Linked DNA regions of Homo sapiens: region 2 is linked to region 1. Evidence: chromatin loops called from intact Hi-C (ENCODE). Cell type or tissue: Caco-2. All regions are shown on one strand.

Region 1 (8,000 bases):
AGATCATAGCAAGACCACCTTGAGTGTAAATCAGAAACGGTTACTGACTGTAATACATTTATCATTGTTCTTCTTTTCTTTTTTTTTGAACCAAAACCAAGAGGCAGCAGCCTGGTGCCCCCTGGGTTCTCCTCTCATTTTACTTCTTGAGTTCATAAACTGCTGGAGGAACAGCCCTGCAGTTGCTTCCCAGGCACCGTGCCACCTGGACAAAACATAGCGAGTGCAGTCAGTAGGATTCAGCCCCTGGTTAGTTGGAGTGTCCAGTGTTCTTAATGTCCCAAATGCTGGTTTAGTAGTATGCTTGATAAACTTAGGGATACCAGAAGCAATCACATTTCAGTGGGTTAGAGAAATAAAAGGGAAAACATGAAATCAACAGATTTTTAGATTTGAAGAAGAAAACAATATATTCAAAGGAGAAAGCAACCTTGTTTTTGATTCCCGCTGTCCTTTTCAGATTACTCAATAGGGGAAAAGTTCTTCTCTTGCTCCAGAATGAAAATCTCCATAATCTTACAACTCGTTTTAATCACTCTTAAGTAATAAAAAGTCCTATAGTCACTCTAAGTCTCCAACAGTCTCAACTGAGAAGTTAGAATATCTAGTTTTGTGTCATAATCAATTTTTTTTTTTTTAGATGAAGTCTCGCTCCGTCGCCCAGGCTGGAGTGCAGTGGCGCTATCTCGGCTCACTGCAACCTCCGCGTCCCGGGTTCAAGCAATTCTCCTGCCTCAGCCTCCCGAGTAGCTGGGACTACAGGCGCCTGCCACCACGCCCGGCTAATTGTTTGTATTTTTAGTAGAGACAGGGTTTCACCAAGTTGGCCAGGATGGTCTCAATCTCCTGACCTCTTGATCCGCCCACTTCGGCCTCCCAAAGTGCTGGGATTACAGGGGTGAGCCACAGCTCCTGGCCCATAATCAATTCTTAAAACCAGATTTCAAGTTGAAGCTTCTCCCTTCACCTGTGTGGGGCCTTCTGCAGCCAGGAAGCCAGGTAAAGAGGGGCGGGAGACATCTTTTCTTGTCGTCCACCTACTGAAAGGTGACAGCGTGCTGGCAGTCCTCACAGCCCTGGCTCGCTCTCCGCACCTCCTCTGCCTGGGCTCCCACTTTGGCGGCACTTGAGGAGCCCTTCAGCCCACCGCTGCACTGTGGGAGCCCCTTTCTGGGCTGGCCAAGGCCGGAGCCGGCTCCCTAAGCTTGCGGGGAGGTGAGGAGGGAGAGGCAGGGGCAGGAACCGGGGCTGCGCACTGTGCTTGTGGGCCAGGGCCAGTGCCAGTTCCGGGTGGGTGTGGGCTTGGCGGGCCCGGCACTCGGAGCGGCTGCGGCCCCGGGCAGTGAGGGGCTTAGCATCTGGGCCAGCAGCTGCTGTGGTCAATTTCTCCCCGGGCCTTAGCTGCCTTCCCGCCGGGCAGGGCTGGGGACCTGCAGCCCGCCATGCCTGAGCCTCCCCCACCGGCCTCCATGGGCTCCTGCGCGGCCAGAGCCTCTCCGACGAGCGCCGCCCACTGCTCTACGGTGCCCAGTCCCATCGACCACCCAAGGGCTGAGGAGTGCAGGCGCACAGCGTGGGACTGGCAGGCAGCTCCACCTGTGGCCTGGGTGCATGATCCACTGGGTGAAGCCAGCTGGGCTCCTGAGTGTGGTGGGGACTTGGAGAACGTTTATGTCTAGCTAAGGGATTGTAAATACACCAATCAGCACTCTGTATCTAGCTCAAGGTTTGTAAACACACCAATCAGCACCCTCTGTCTAGCTCACGGTTTGTGAATGCACCAATCGACACTGTATCTAGCTACTCTGGTGGGGACTTGGAGAACCCTTATGTCTAGCTAAGGGATTGTAAATACACCAATCGGCACTCTGTATCTAGCTCAAGGTTTGTAGACACACCAATCAGCACCCTCTGTCTAGCTCAGGGTTCGTGAATGCACCAATCAACATTCTGTATCTAGCTACTCTGGTGGGGAGGTGGAGAACCTTTGTGTCTAGCTCAGGGATTGTAAACGCACCAATCAGCACCCTGTCAAAACAGACCACTCGGCTCTCTGTAAAATGGACCAATCAGCAGGATGTCAGTGGGGCCAGATAAGACAATAAAAGCAGGCTGCCCAAGCCAGCGGTGGCAACCTGTTGGGGTCCCCTTGCACACTGTGGAAGCCTTATTCTTCCTCTCTTTGCAATAAATCTTGCTGCTGCTCACTCTTTAGGTCCACACTGCCTTTATGAGCTGTAACATTCACCGTGAAGGTCTGCAGCTTCACTCTTAAAGCCAGCGAGACCACGAACCCACCGGGAGAAACGAACAACTCCAGACGCACCGCCTTAAGAGCTGTAACACTCACCAGGAAGGTCTGCAGCTTCACTCCTGAAGCCAGCGAGACTATGAAGCCACCGGAAGGAACGAACAACTCCAGAAACACCACCTTAAGAGCTGTAACGCTCACTGCGAAGGTCTGCAGCTTCACTCCTGAGCCAGCGAGACTATGAAGCCACCGGAAGGAACGAACAACTCCAGAAACACCACCTTAAGAGCTGTAACGCTCACTGCGAAGGTCTGCAGCTTCACTCCTGAGCCAGCGAGACCACGAACCCACCAGAAGGAAGAAACTCCGAACATCAGAAGGAACAAATTCCGGACACGCCACTTTTAAGAATTGTAACACTCACCGTGAGGGTCCGCGGCTTCATTCTTGAAGTCAGTGCGACCAAGAACCCACCAATTGCAGACACATTACTAGCTCTCTGCCGCCATTTTACTACCATGATTTGTTCCAGGCTCAAAGCAGGAAGAGGGAGGAGGAGGAGGAGGGAGAAAGGGAGAAAAGCTCTTAATTAATTGATCGTCTCAGAGGGCCCATTCTTTCTTCCTGGGCTAGGTTGTGGTATTTAAAGTTACCTCTCTCCCTTGTTTGATGCTCTCATGGGGTCTTCAAAGACACCGCCGCCTCCATGGCTGGGGTTGTTTGTTGAGGTTCCCTTGATCAGCTCTGCCTCAAAACTCTGCTTCTCCCGCTCAAGCCTGAGAGTCCCTCTAGGTGGCCCTGTTGGACAAGAGCTAAGCCTTCTCTCTGTCTCTCCCTTTCTCTCTCTTTCTCTCTCAACCAACCCAGGCCCATCTCTTTCTCTAGGAGGGAGCCAAACACCAGTCACCAGCACGGGGCAGGGATGGGGCAAAGCTCAGAAAGAAGCCCCGCCGAAGGAGGGTGGAGGGCTGGGAGGGGCTTTCAGCCGGTCCTGACTTTTTGTTATGGAGAATGGCTTTTCCCTCTTCTGGGTGGCTCGGTCACCCTGGAGAGTCCTGCACCAGCTCTAACATGCCAGGCTTTTTCCTTGGCCGCCAAGAGAGCTGGGCCCGCCCTCCCTTCTGAGCTCTCCTCCAGCTCCTTTCTGATCCCTGCCCGTGTGGTCCTGCCCTCAGGCCCCGTTCAGAAGGTCAGCCTAAACCAGGACCAGAGGGCAACTCCTGCCCTCCAGCTTGGCACCTCAGTCATGAAGGTGGCATTTGAGTCCATCTGCTACCTTTTATGTTTTCAATTTGTGCAGGACCTGGAGGGGGAAGAGAGGTGTTATTTACTGAGCCCCCTCAGAACTTCAACATCGTCTTACCTCGAAAGTAGGCAGAGAATGAGTGGTGTCATGTTGCCACTTTTGGAATTTCTTTCCCCTTTGAAGATTTCTTATTTTTTTATGGCACCTGTCTTTGGCTTGTCATATATATTTTACCTTGGTGTCTTGGTGAGAGCTTCTTATGTAATATTCTGAAATGTGTCATATGGGAAATACAGCTTTTAGAGTTTTCTTGAGAAGTGGTTGATTATAGCAACTACATGAGGACATATATTTAACAGTGAAATGAAGATACTTTATTTCAGGGGAAAAATGACTTTTAAGAGGCTCTAATTTTTTTTCTTGGCTTTGCACAGACAAAATCACCACATTTTGCTCAACCCTAATTTTGTCATTTATAAAATGAAACGTTTAGCCTAAATAATCTCTCAGGTCTCTTTCCAACTCGTACCATGAATCTGAGAGACCTGGAAAGGAAGTGGGACAACATTTCTGTTGTGAAGAAGGCAAGGCTGGTGATGTGGGCGTGAAGGTTAAAGATGCTGGCCCCTCATGACATTGGCGAACGTGGCCCTTCTTCCACCTGCTCAGCCAGAAACGCTACTGAGTGCAGACGTTTGTATACTAAGAGGTATTTGGGTGCATACGATTTAATCCTTAGCCTGATGAGCTTATAAGTGTGAAGAGAAGCAAGACTGTTCACAAATTGCTAAAACAAAATATGATGCTACATTTACCCAACAAACCTAAGATTCTGTGTACAAAACATTGCAGTAGTATCACTGGAATTGTGTGTGGGCTGCTGTGAGTTCAGCGTCCTCTCAGAGCACCGTGGTTCCAAGTGGACGGACCTTAAAGGGTTCCATAATCAGGACAGGTTGAAAGAATAGTGAATGCCACACAAATGCCCCCACACCCTTGACCCTGTGCCACCAAAGGCAAAACCAAAAGACATTTCAATTGGGAAAATCGTGATGCTTGTCTCTTATTTTCTTTCTTTTATTATTATTAAGACACGATTATCATTCAGGATTCATGCTGTTTACAGTTTGACTACTTCATAGAAAAATGTGTCTATAAAACACCTGGTAGTTGTAAAAAGGCTTGGGTAGGGCCCAGAAAGCCAGATACATGCATGCTATTTATTCAGCTGCCGGGAGCCATTCCCTGTCTCCATACACCCAAGGATTGTCTATCCTCTCCTAAATTTTATTTCTAATATTCTTGCTACATAGTCAGGTTAAAAAAATGAAACACAAAAAAATCAGGAAAATCAAAGCACTGCCTCCCTGAAAAATTATGCTCAAATACAAACATTCTTCTTGGCATTTCAGGCATGTTTTGACGCTGTGGACCAGGAAGGTGGTTGCAAATGCATCGATCTGGTGTGCCACACACATTAGATCTACGTGAAAGTTATCTGTAAAAGCGAGTCTACAAGCATCCCCTCAGCACCTCTGGTGTATCTGACTCACGGGGCTAAGTACCATAGAAGATACCCAAGATTCTGACATATTCTGTGCCCTGGTCACACAAGCCACAGTGTCAGAGAGAACAGTAAGCCCACTGCCTGCCCCACCACTGGTGACAGCAAGCCTGCCCCCAGGGAGTTTTGAAGTTGCTCTTTGCTCTTATCTAATCTCAAAAGCTGAACCCTAACCCTGCCTTCCACCCTCCAGTGACTTTTCCAAGACAAGTAATGTTCACCTGCTTGAATGCATCACTTCATGCATCTTTAAAGGCTTTGAACTTTATTGTGATAATGGACGTTTAAATCACTTGGAATACTGATTAGGTAGGTAGCTTTTCAAAGGGAGCTAGGCTCCTGCCATACTTTGTCTAATTTTAATTGACGAAATGGAATTTCAGGCATGATCCCTGAAGAGAGGGCATTTCTACTGTAGACACATGGGGGAATTTTGCTTCTGGCAGAAAGAGAAGGGCCACAATCTAAAGTGATATCCAAAACAATGAAGTGAGTGGGGAAAACATCCAAGTGGGTAGAGAAGTTGGGAGGCGTTGTTCTATGGTGACAGTGATCATACTTTCCTAATCAGACACCAGGGCAAATGGGCTGACCCATGGTCTGATCATAGGACAGATTATTTGAAATCTGGGGTGTTTGATCACCATCTTCATAGTGAATGAAGCCAGCAAGCGCCAGCAGCTGTTCAGAGTGAAAGCCCTTAACAATGAGTCTCTGTGAGTTGAGGGACCCAGCGTAGTGGGTGGGAAATCTGCTGAGGTCACTTATGAGCCATAGCTTCCTCACACAACACAAAGAAGGGTTGTTACCAGGGGCTTCCTGGAACCGGTTGCTGTCACCACCTTGTCTGCAAGGAGAAAGGTGCAATCTACTCACCAGTAAAACAATGATGTTTTGCTTCCATACAACACAATGTGGGAATGCAAAATATAAGAAGCAGGAGCAAGAACAGGGCAGATCATCAGCTATCCTCTGCTTTCTCAAGCTCTATGGCTCCCTCTTAAATAGATTTTGAACATCATACTTTTTTTCTTTTTCTTTCTTTTTTTTTTTTTTTTGAGACAGGGTCTCGCTCTGTTGTCCAAGCTAGAGTGCAGTGGCACCATCACAGCACACTGCAGCCTTGACCTCCCAGACTCAGGCAATCCTCCCACTTCAGCCTCCCAAGTCCCTAGGACTACAGGTGCACGCCACCACACTCGGTGAATTTTTGTATTTGTTGTAGAGATAGGGTCTTGCTATGTTGCCCAGGCTGGTCTTGACCTCCTAGACTCAAGCCATCCTCCAGCCTCGGCCTCCCAAAGTGCTAGGATTACAGGTGTAAGCCACTGCACCCAGCCCATACTTTTTTTCTTAAATCTTCATCTCTCTGCTTGCTAATCTTGTACATTCAATTTGAAACAGGGGAGCTGTTTTGTTGCAAAGGAGGAGATTCAGAAACTCCAATTCTCCTCCTTACTTTAATAAGAATGTTATGTCTAGCATATCGTAATAGGAGAAAAGTCTTCCTTTATTGCCAACACTCAAAGTCAATTCTCAGTTATGTGCTTTGAGAATAATCCTTGGAAAATATTCTAATTCCACCTCCTCTCACCAACATAGAAGTTTCTAAGCCTCCATCTCCACTTTTAAGTTGCTGTGTGCTTTTTCAACTTATATCCTACCAAAAGCTGAGTTTATTTAATATATGACATCATAATACGTTACTTTTGATGATTCAATGCTTTGTGCAATCTCAATCATAGTTTTAGCTCTATTAGGGTCATCAAGGAAGAGTTCAGTTTTATGGAAAACTCAAGGTCAGTTTCCATTGGCTTCTTCTCTCCATCAAAGCTTTAAATATATAGTAAACAGAAACATAGAATAGATTTATTTGTATTTAATCACTGTGTCTGCTTGGTTGTTTGCAGCTGCAAGTAATCAACTAAAGTAGATTAAATTCATAATCCCCTAGAATAAGAAGTGTGGAGGTAGGGCATTTGCAGGTTGGCTCTGCTTGCTAAGCTTGTACATTCAGTCTGAAACTCGGGAACTGTTTTGTTGCAAGAGAGAAAATTCACAAATTCCAATTCTCCTATTTAATAATTCAGTGACTCAGTGTCTTACTGAGGACCTAGACTCTTTCCACATTTCAACCCATCATCCTGGGCACATCGGTTTTAATCCTAAAGCTTGCCTCTATGGTCAGAAGAGGGCCACTGCAGCTCTAATAACTTCCTAATACATCACCTGAAGGCCAAAGGACAAGAGTGTCCTCATTATGATGAGGAGAAAGAGCTCCCCAGAAAACACCCAGGCTTCAAATAGTGAGTGGCTGATCAGCCCCTATAGTGGGAGGAGGCCCTACCAGCACTTAAAACAGGACACAGCCAAAAATAGCTGCTGTAAGTGGGAACTTAGAAAACTCTATGTACATACACTGAAGGTTAATGAGCATTCTGTTTATTTCCCATGGAGACTGTATCTGTGAAATGAATTTAGAACCAAGTAACCATTTTCTTTTTCTTTACTTTTTTTTTTTTTTTGAGATGGAGTTTCACTCTTGTTGCCTAGGCTGGAGTGCAGTGGCGCAATCTCAGCTCACTGCAACCTCCACCTCCCAGGTTCAAGTGATTCTCCTGCTTTAGCCTCCAGAGTAGCTGGGATTACAGGCATGCGCCACCACACCTGGCTACTTTTTGTATTTTTAGTTGAGACAGGGTTTCACCATACTGACCAGGCTGGTCTCAAACTCCTGACCTCTGGTGATCCACCCGCCTTGGCCTCCCAAAGTGCTGGGATTACAGGCATGAGCCACCACACCCGGCCTCAAGTAAATCATTTTCTAATCAGTTGAAACAGTACAAAGGAGAGAGTTGGTGTGAGGAGGGGGTCTGAAGGGGTGTGTAACTTGATGGTTGGGTTGAGGGGTGATCAAAAATGAAGAAAGAAAATATTCT
Region 2 (8,000 bases), 390 kb after region 1:
AGATGTGGTCTAGTACATTTTTTCGACTACTTTGTTTGGTTACCTAAGAGAATATGCAGGGTGCAAATGTATGTATGTGTGTCTATCTATCTATGTGTGTGTGTGTGTGTGTGTGTGTGTGTGTGTGTATTTTTTTTTTTTTAAAGAGACAAAGTCTTAGTCTGTCACCCAGGCTGGAGTGCAGTGGTGCCATCATAGCTCACTGCAGCCTCGAACACTTGGGCTAAAGCAGTCCTCCCATCTCAGTTTCCCAAGTAGCCAGGACCACAGGTGTGTGCTGCCATACCTGGCTAATTATAGGCGTGAACCACTGCTCCTGGTCAATATATGTTTTTATTGTCTTTATCCAAATCTGTTAGTCAAGCAATAAGATTTTAGATAAATGAAAATAAAGTTCTTATATTTTACTGTTTTACATTTATTTCTAGGCCACTGTGTATTTTTCTTTATGCTAGTCACATGCATATTTATATACAGCATGTGTATAAGTAGGCCTATATAAGTTATAGGCATATAATACATTTATGTTTACATTGTTAGTTTGCTTTTGTTACTATAACTTATGTTGTCTCATATTATACTTTTATTCAGGATTAAAACTTAGCTAGCAAAATATTATATGGCATTGTATTAACTATGTATGTGATATAGTTGGATGCATTCTTATAGGTAAAAATTTATATGAAGAAATGGAAATCTTATTTAAAAAATGAACTGCACTATTTAAAATAGAAACTCATGATCTTTTTAACGTTGCAGCTGAGTTAAACAAATAATCTTTCCACCATTACCAAGAGGTGCTGTAGTTAAAAATACATTTATACATATTATTTTTAAAAACCTAGTTAACTTTAAAATATGTAAGTTTTCTTGTCGTTTAGGGTTCTGTGAAGCTGATCATCAAGAGGGTTGCAAATCATTGGTGGTTTCTATTTTCAGATTTCCACATCCCGGAGTAATTTGCTTTAATTTCACCCAATTTAACCTATACTTCACACCATCACCATTCAGCTTTAATAGCTATGTTCTATGCATAAGAAAAGCAGATAAATGTCCACAATTAGGCTGCAAATGATTACAACTAGTTAGGGCTTTATGAAGACAAAACTTAAAGGACCATGGCGCCAAACAAAGCCACAAAGACGGCTTGAAAATGCTGTCTCGAGAAGTCAAGTCTACCATGGCATTTGATTTATTACTTTTGTAGTTGATTTTACTTATTTTTAATATATTGGCAGGTGTGCCTACTCTGGGAAGTATTCATCTTTAAAGAATATTAGTTCTCTGTTCATTTATTTTGGTTTTTAATTTATTTGCTTTTTTGAATCTCAGCATAACCAGGTTGAATCTCTTTTCAAAAATATTATTAAAAGGTAGCAATTTTTAAAAAATTGAGAATAATTTGTTTGAAATGTACTGGCATTTATATGCCTTGTTAATGCATTTCTGAAATCAAGACTTTGCTGAAATGTTTATACGTTGAATAACCGTATCAGACATTTAGTGGAAGTATAGTTTTACAATTTTGTATAGAATTTCATTTCCAGATAGGTTTTAGTATGCAAAATATAAGCCTATGGAGGATTACTTCTATGAAATGTTACTTCTATGTGCATATGTATAAAAAATTCAGAAATTGTTTTAATCCTATATGTATGTTGTATTTTCTAAGATGTATGTTCTTGTTGATGATTAATGTATATTGTTATTTCAAGGTACAAAGAATTTATTTATGGTTTAAGGTTTTAAAAAGTTAAATTATTTTAATATAATAGCATTTTATAAATTTATTTTCTCCTATGAAGTAAAACTTGTTAGTTTGGTTAATATATCGCTGTATTTAATGAAGTAAATAAATCTCAGTCTCAAGACTGGATCTCATCTCTTTTCAAAATTTTCTGAAGATTTTAATCAAGGTGTGACATATAAAAACATTTTCTTTAAATACTTTGTAATAAATATATACATAACATAAATATAACTCAAGGCTTTAGTCTGGTGTTCCAACATTAGTCATTTTGTTGGATGTTCTCTCAGACATTCTATATAGATAGGAATAGCAATACTGATGGATAATAACTTTATAGTTTATGGCACCCAGAATTATTCTTATAATTGTAATACTCCCCATTTTAGAAGTAATGTTAATCATTTTATTTATTATATAAGCAGTAACATGTATTTATTTTAAACATTTAGATAAGTCTTATTTTCTTAAATAATAATTCTGTCCTTAGTTTATTATTGCTTAAAATCCAAAATAAATGTAGGTGAAAAACCAAAGCAGTTGTGGGTTTTTTTGTACACATGTAACACACACATGTGTATGGTGTTGCATGCAGGTGCTAACTTTAAAAACAATACTGGGGAATGAATAGCTGTGTACCTTTGTTTATAAAATCAGTGTATGTGGGAAAGTACACTAAAACTTATTATTTTAAAATATCCTTATTTTAAAGAAAGTAGTCACTTATTTATCCTACAAAGTAGACCAATATAGCCGTGGCAAGACAATACAGCTACACAGCTTCACAGTTGTATTAAACTAGTTTCATATGCTATATCATAAAACTTTCAGTCCAATCAGCAACTAAATTTAAATACTGCAAATTGTAGCAGCAAAACAATAATTCTGCTGATTAGCCCCTTTCCATTTCTTGTAAGTGAACTGTTTATGCTGTTGAGTACCTTTTGAAAAAAGAAAAAGCCAAAACAGCCTTGATTAGTCAAGGAGTAATTGGATGACTTGATTTTAGCAAGAGAATGAATTGGTTGATGATAGCCTGTAACTAAGTGTAGTGGTTCTGTTCAGATGAATACATAACATACAGTCATCAGATCTTGACAGGTATAACATATTAGCAGTGCTAAAATCCCATGGTGGGGGGATTAGATGGAAATGGAGGGGAATAAGTTTGCCATGAAGTCTTTTACTGTAAAATTTGAGGTGATTCTTAGAGGACTTTAGATAAATATTCATAGTTTTTTCGTTCTGATTTTACATTGGAGGGGTAAATAGGTGGAGAGATTTCTCTACTTTATTACAATAGTCCCCCTGTTTTTTGCTCTAAAGACAAAATAGTTCTGTAGACAAAAGAGCTAATGGGATCACTGAACTTTTTGCAGGAGGATCGTTGATAATATCCTTTCACTTTTGTGGAAAATCATGTCGTAAAGATCATGGCTCCTTAGTAAGAGCCTTGATGCATTAAATGTATTCATATTTAACTAAAGTCTTGATGATGTCAGAACTTTTTGTACACTGCATTCTTATTTATGATTTTCTGATTACTTTCAAGACTGTATCTGAGTTTATATTAATGAAATATGGCATAAAGCAGGAAAGAAATTTTTTTAATGTATTCATTTGTAACTAGTCTTAAAACAGCCCGGTTGTACTGTCTGTCGCCCACCAAGAATATAATACAATAACCACCCCTTCTGTACCATAACGTGCTGTGTGGGTCCAAAAGTTTCATTTGCATAAAATATGCGATCACTGTATTTCTAGGTGAATGAAATGACAGGATGAACCTGCACAGCTGACCACAGGGGAATAAGGGGTGTCACAAGGTCCTGGCCCATCCAAATCCATTCTGATACTGGCTTTGATTTGGCACCACCTGGTGGTGATAGCTCTAGCTTAACTGGTGAGGACTAGATCTTGTAGACTGACTAGGACGTTATAAGATTGCAGTAGAAATTCTAGAAAGATCTCAGGGAGATCATACCCATTTTGTTGGGCCAGTTGAGGTGGGTTACATCAGAAAAGTATTGAGGATGCAGTGGCCTCCCTTACACAGTCTGCTCCCAAAGGATGTGGTTGCTTGCTTGTCCTTCATCTCCCTAGGTCTTATCCTTTCTTACATGTTTCTACTCTCATTTTAGAACTGTGTGTTAATGCATTTAATGGTGTATTTTGTGAGGTATATTATCTGGTTTCAGGGCATCTACCATCACAGTACTTTTCATTTGGACCCAAGAATGTGATCTCTATTGTGTAATGTGGATTTAATCAGACCATCATCTTCCTATTATAACACTAGGTGTTCTTGGTGAGTCATCCCTCTTACATTTCTGTATTTCCCCTTCTATATCTTAGAAAAATTAGATAGAAGTCAAAATCCATTGACATTATGAATAAAGGTTATAAAATAGTTTTTTTAAACAGCCAGGCATTTACTTGACTGATTAATACCTGTCCCATGTTTACATTTTCCAAGCATTTAAACACTAGTTTCAAATTCCAGCAGAGACAGTATTTTCTCTCTTCTCACAGCATCAAAATACACTTAAATATGGGATTAAAAATAGTTTATACTTTCATCAAAACCTGTACATGACTCTTAGTATAACTTTTAAATGGCATCTACATAACACCAGTGCTCAAATTTGAAACCTTGAAGGCTGTCTTTTTCCATCAACTTGTGTGAATACTGACTCCTTCCCTGTTCCCCTTCATCTTGGGTTTACTTTCTTGTTTTTATTATATGCTGATCTGTCTCCCCTGTTAGGCTGTAATCACTTTTGAAAGCAGAAACTAGTTGTGTTCCGCTTTTTCTTATCTCAGAAATTTGCCTTCCAGCTCCTGGCACCATTCTCTTTGTGATTAACATCCAGTAAACATTTGTTAAATATGTCTCTTAAAATATGTATCTTTTTAACTATTTATACACCTCCAAGTGGATGACATGCCACATTTTATTTCTTCTCAGTTTGTTATCATTCTTTTTGCCCACTAGACCAAAAAACTTTGTAAATTCTACTTTGTTTTCTTTCATTTTTTTTTTTTTTTAGATTTGACCATTTTGATGTCATTTCTGTTACTACTACCCAACAGTCAACTACTTTGTGACCATCAGTCTCTCTCCAAGCTATTAGATCTTCAACATAATTGACAGAATCATTTAAAGAGTGTGGTAGCAGGCTGGGCATGGTGGCTCATGCCTGTAATCCCAGCACTTTGGAGGGCTGAGGTGGGTGGATCATCTGACATTAGGAGTTCGACACCAGCCTGGCTAACATGGTGAAACCCTGTCTCTACTAAAAATACAAAAATCAGCTGGGTGTGGTGGTGGGCGCCTGTAATCCCAGCTACTCCGGAGGCTGAGGCAGGAGAATGGCTTGAACACGGTAGGTGGGGGTTGCAGTGAGCCAAGATGGCGCCACTGCACTCCAGCCTGGGCAACAATAGCAAAACTCCATCTCAAAAAAAAAAAAAAAAAAAAAAAGAGTGTGGGAGCAAACAAGCCAGCATGAGCAAGATCACAAGAATACGTCTCTGAAAATCTCCATAGAATTTTCTCATCTAAGAAATTAAATTTCAACTCCTCAGCTCAGTGTTAGAGCCTTTCCATCAATTGACATCTACACATTTGAACCTATGGTAATATCTTTTGGTTACTACATAGCACAATTTTTGTCTTTCAGTATGTACTAATGCATTTCAACTGTAGGTTGGCAATGTCTGGAGATTTTTTATCTTTATAGCTGGGGTGCTTGTGTGCGTGTGTGTTACTGGCATCTAGTTTATAGAGGCCAGGGGGTGCCATTAAACATCCTACAATGCACAGGTCAGCCCTTCACGACAAATAATTATCTGTCCCAAAATGTTTGTAGTGCCAAGGTTGAGGAACCCTGGTATACCTTGTCTTTAGCTTTTCATTTATAAATATATTTAATAGTTAAATACATTGAGGGCCTGCTCTGTATGAGGTCCTGTCCTAAGCTGTTTACATACATTATCACTCTAAATCTTCAGGACAGTCTTAGGAGGTAGGTACTGTTATTGTGTACATTTTACAGAGGAAACTAAGGCATAGAGAAATTCATCCAACAACTAATCAGTCAGTCTGAAATCCAGATTTGAATCCAGATGTTCTGATTCCAGAGTATGTGCCCTTAATCACTTCTGTTATACTTCCATCCTGCTGGAATTTCTTCTTTACTCTCTGCGTCCCTTTGCAAATATCTGTCCCTGAAAGTCCTCGTCTTTATGCTGACCTTCCCTCCTTAATCCTGATTCATGCTGATCTATCCCTGCTCTCTCGGTCTGTCTTTTTTCTCTTTTTTTATTGCTACATTCATTGGTCTTAGTTATAGTATGTAGGTATGTGTTCCCGCTCCTTAGTTTGACTTATACATTTAAACAATTGTTTGTATTTACTAAAATATGTAATCTAATGCAAACACCCAAGAAGTCTTCAGAAGGTAATTGTCTGTCCTTCACTAATAGTTAAGCAATTCAGGGATGAAGAGATAACAAGAAATTTCTTGTGTCTTCTATTGCAGTCTGTAGTTTGCCATGTTTTATGCTTTGCTTCTCTAGTAATTTTTGTGATTGATATGCTTAGCACTAGTTTCTTTGAAATGCTCACTAAATGTCTTATTGTGTGCTGTGAAATTGATCTTTTTCTGTTGTGCTGCATGTTTAGCTTCATCTAGAATCTGTAGTTTCCCTCTAACAGTTTTTCATTCAAGTGCCAATAACTGCTTGAGGCGTTCTTTCATTCATTGATTCCTTCTTCAGTCATGTCTTCACTTGTATTTTTGCTCACCCCTTTTTTGGGCCTGTTGTGCATCAGCTCTGATCAGGGCCCTTGTGGGAACTAGAAAGACACTTAAGATACACATAATCCCCAAGCTTAGGTAACTAGGCATAGAATCACATATTCTAACACTAGATGTACATGCTATAGGTCAGATGAATAGAATGGATAGATTATTGTGGCAGTTCAAATAGAGGGTATGGTTAGAGAAGGCATATTGCTATGGAGATACCATTTCAGTGACATTTCATTAAGGCCATGAAAGATATGTAAGGTTTTTTTGAAAGGCAGAAGTAAGAAGGAAGAATATTCCAAGCAGAGGGATGAGTAACAGCATGAAAGATGAGAAATGAAAGCATTGATAGTAATTCAGTTTGATTGAAAATGGATATTGTGGGTGCCAATGTTAGAAAAATTTAAGCTCTGATTTGCTGTTTAGTTTATTTCTTGAATAATGAATGGTTCACATGTCCCCTTTATCCATATCTTACAGTATTGCTAATAAAGACAGAATTCTAGTTTTTGTTAATTTCTGTGTTTGCATTTTTTTCGGTGTAAAAATGGATTTTCTCAGAAGCCATATTTAAGGTAAAATATGTAACCACCAGTTTTACTGTACTTTATTCCAGACAAGTCTCTACAACTCCTCTATGACTCAAGTATGGTAGAGATCTCTTAGACCTGAATTCCTCTAGAATTGCCTTGTAAATGGGGAAACTAAACTGTACATTTTAAGGACGGATGTAATTTGTAATAGAAAGAAAGGATTTTTTTTTATCTTTTAGGCCCAAAAAAGTCAGTGGGAAAAAAATACAGTGACAGTTGAACATGAGGAACTTTCTGGCCTTTATGAGTCAGCACAAGAGTTTGGCTTGAGCTGAGGATTTCTGGAGAGTTGGTGATGGTAAGGTTTGAAGGGTGAGGGCAAGGTCAGTTTATACAGGGCTATTTCTACAGGCAGAAGGCTAAGTGATGTTTTGTAAGTTAAGAAAATAGCGAGATGGCTATTGCAAAGGGTAAATACAACAGAAACAGTCAGCTCAATATTGGAAGTAGGGCAGAATCTCAATATTAATTCAAAATAGCATTGATTGGCTGAGTGCAGCAGCTCACGTGTAATCCCAGCACTTTGGGCAGCTGAGGCGGGAGGATTGCTTCCACCCAGCAGTTCAAGATCAGCCTGGGCGAGATAACAAGACCTCATGTCTACTGAAAACAAACAAAAAAATTAGCCAGACTCAGTGGCAGGCACTCGTAGTTCCACCTACTCAGGAGGCTGAGGCAGTAGGATGGCTTAAGACCAGGAGATCAAGGCTGCAATGAGTCGTGATTGTGCCACTGCACTCCAGCCTGGGCAACAGAACAAGACCCCACCTCAAAACAAAAACAAAATAACATTGGTTAATTTTGCCTTTTACACATTTAAAGTATCTGTTATATAATAAGGAATAA

Evidence for each region. Hi-C counts contacts between places; a loop is a spot of excess contacts. Peaks named below come from ENCODE experiments on the same cell type or tissue, not always from the same donor. Only the 100,000 strongest peaks of a DNase experiment are listed, where the experiment ranks them.
Region 2: a loop joins it to region 1, with 2.9 times the contacts of the local background. A loop is called at or near these places in 1 of 110 quality-filtered maps.

Annotation. Positions count from the first base shown.
Region 1 is chr2:174,542,153-174,550,152 of GRCh38, reverse strand. It overlaps LOC124906097 (a long non-coding RNA gene), which reads left to right and starts at 2,130. Exons shown (of 3, transcript XR_007087309.1): 1 at 2,130-5,370. It overlaps LOC124906096 (a long non-coding RNA gene), which reads right to left. Exons shown (of 4, transcript XR_007087308.1): 2 at 3,615-3,766; 3 at 2,905-3,049; 4 at 74-2,784. In Caco-2, a CTCF peak has its summit at 3,048 (motif pointing right); DNase peaks (open chromatin) are centred at 2,012, 3,032, 3,292, 5,222 and 1 weaker place; H3K4me3 peaks cover 1,626 bases.
Region 2 is chr2:174,153,810-174,161,809 of GRCh38, reverse strand. All of the region lies in intron 4 of OLA1 (Obg like ATPase 1), which reads left to right. Among named protein-coding and RNA genes, the nearest start is that of OLA1, 91 kb to the left of the region's middle. RefSeq lists a silencer at 3,593-3,642. In Caco-2, a CTCF peak has its summit at 3,603 (motif pointing left); a DNase peak (open chromatin) is centred at 3,589.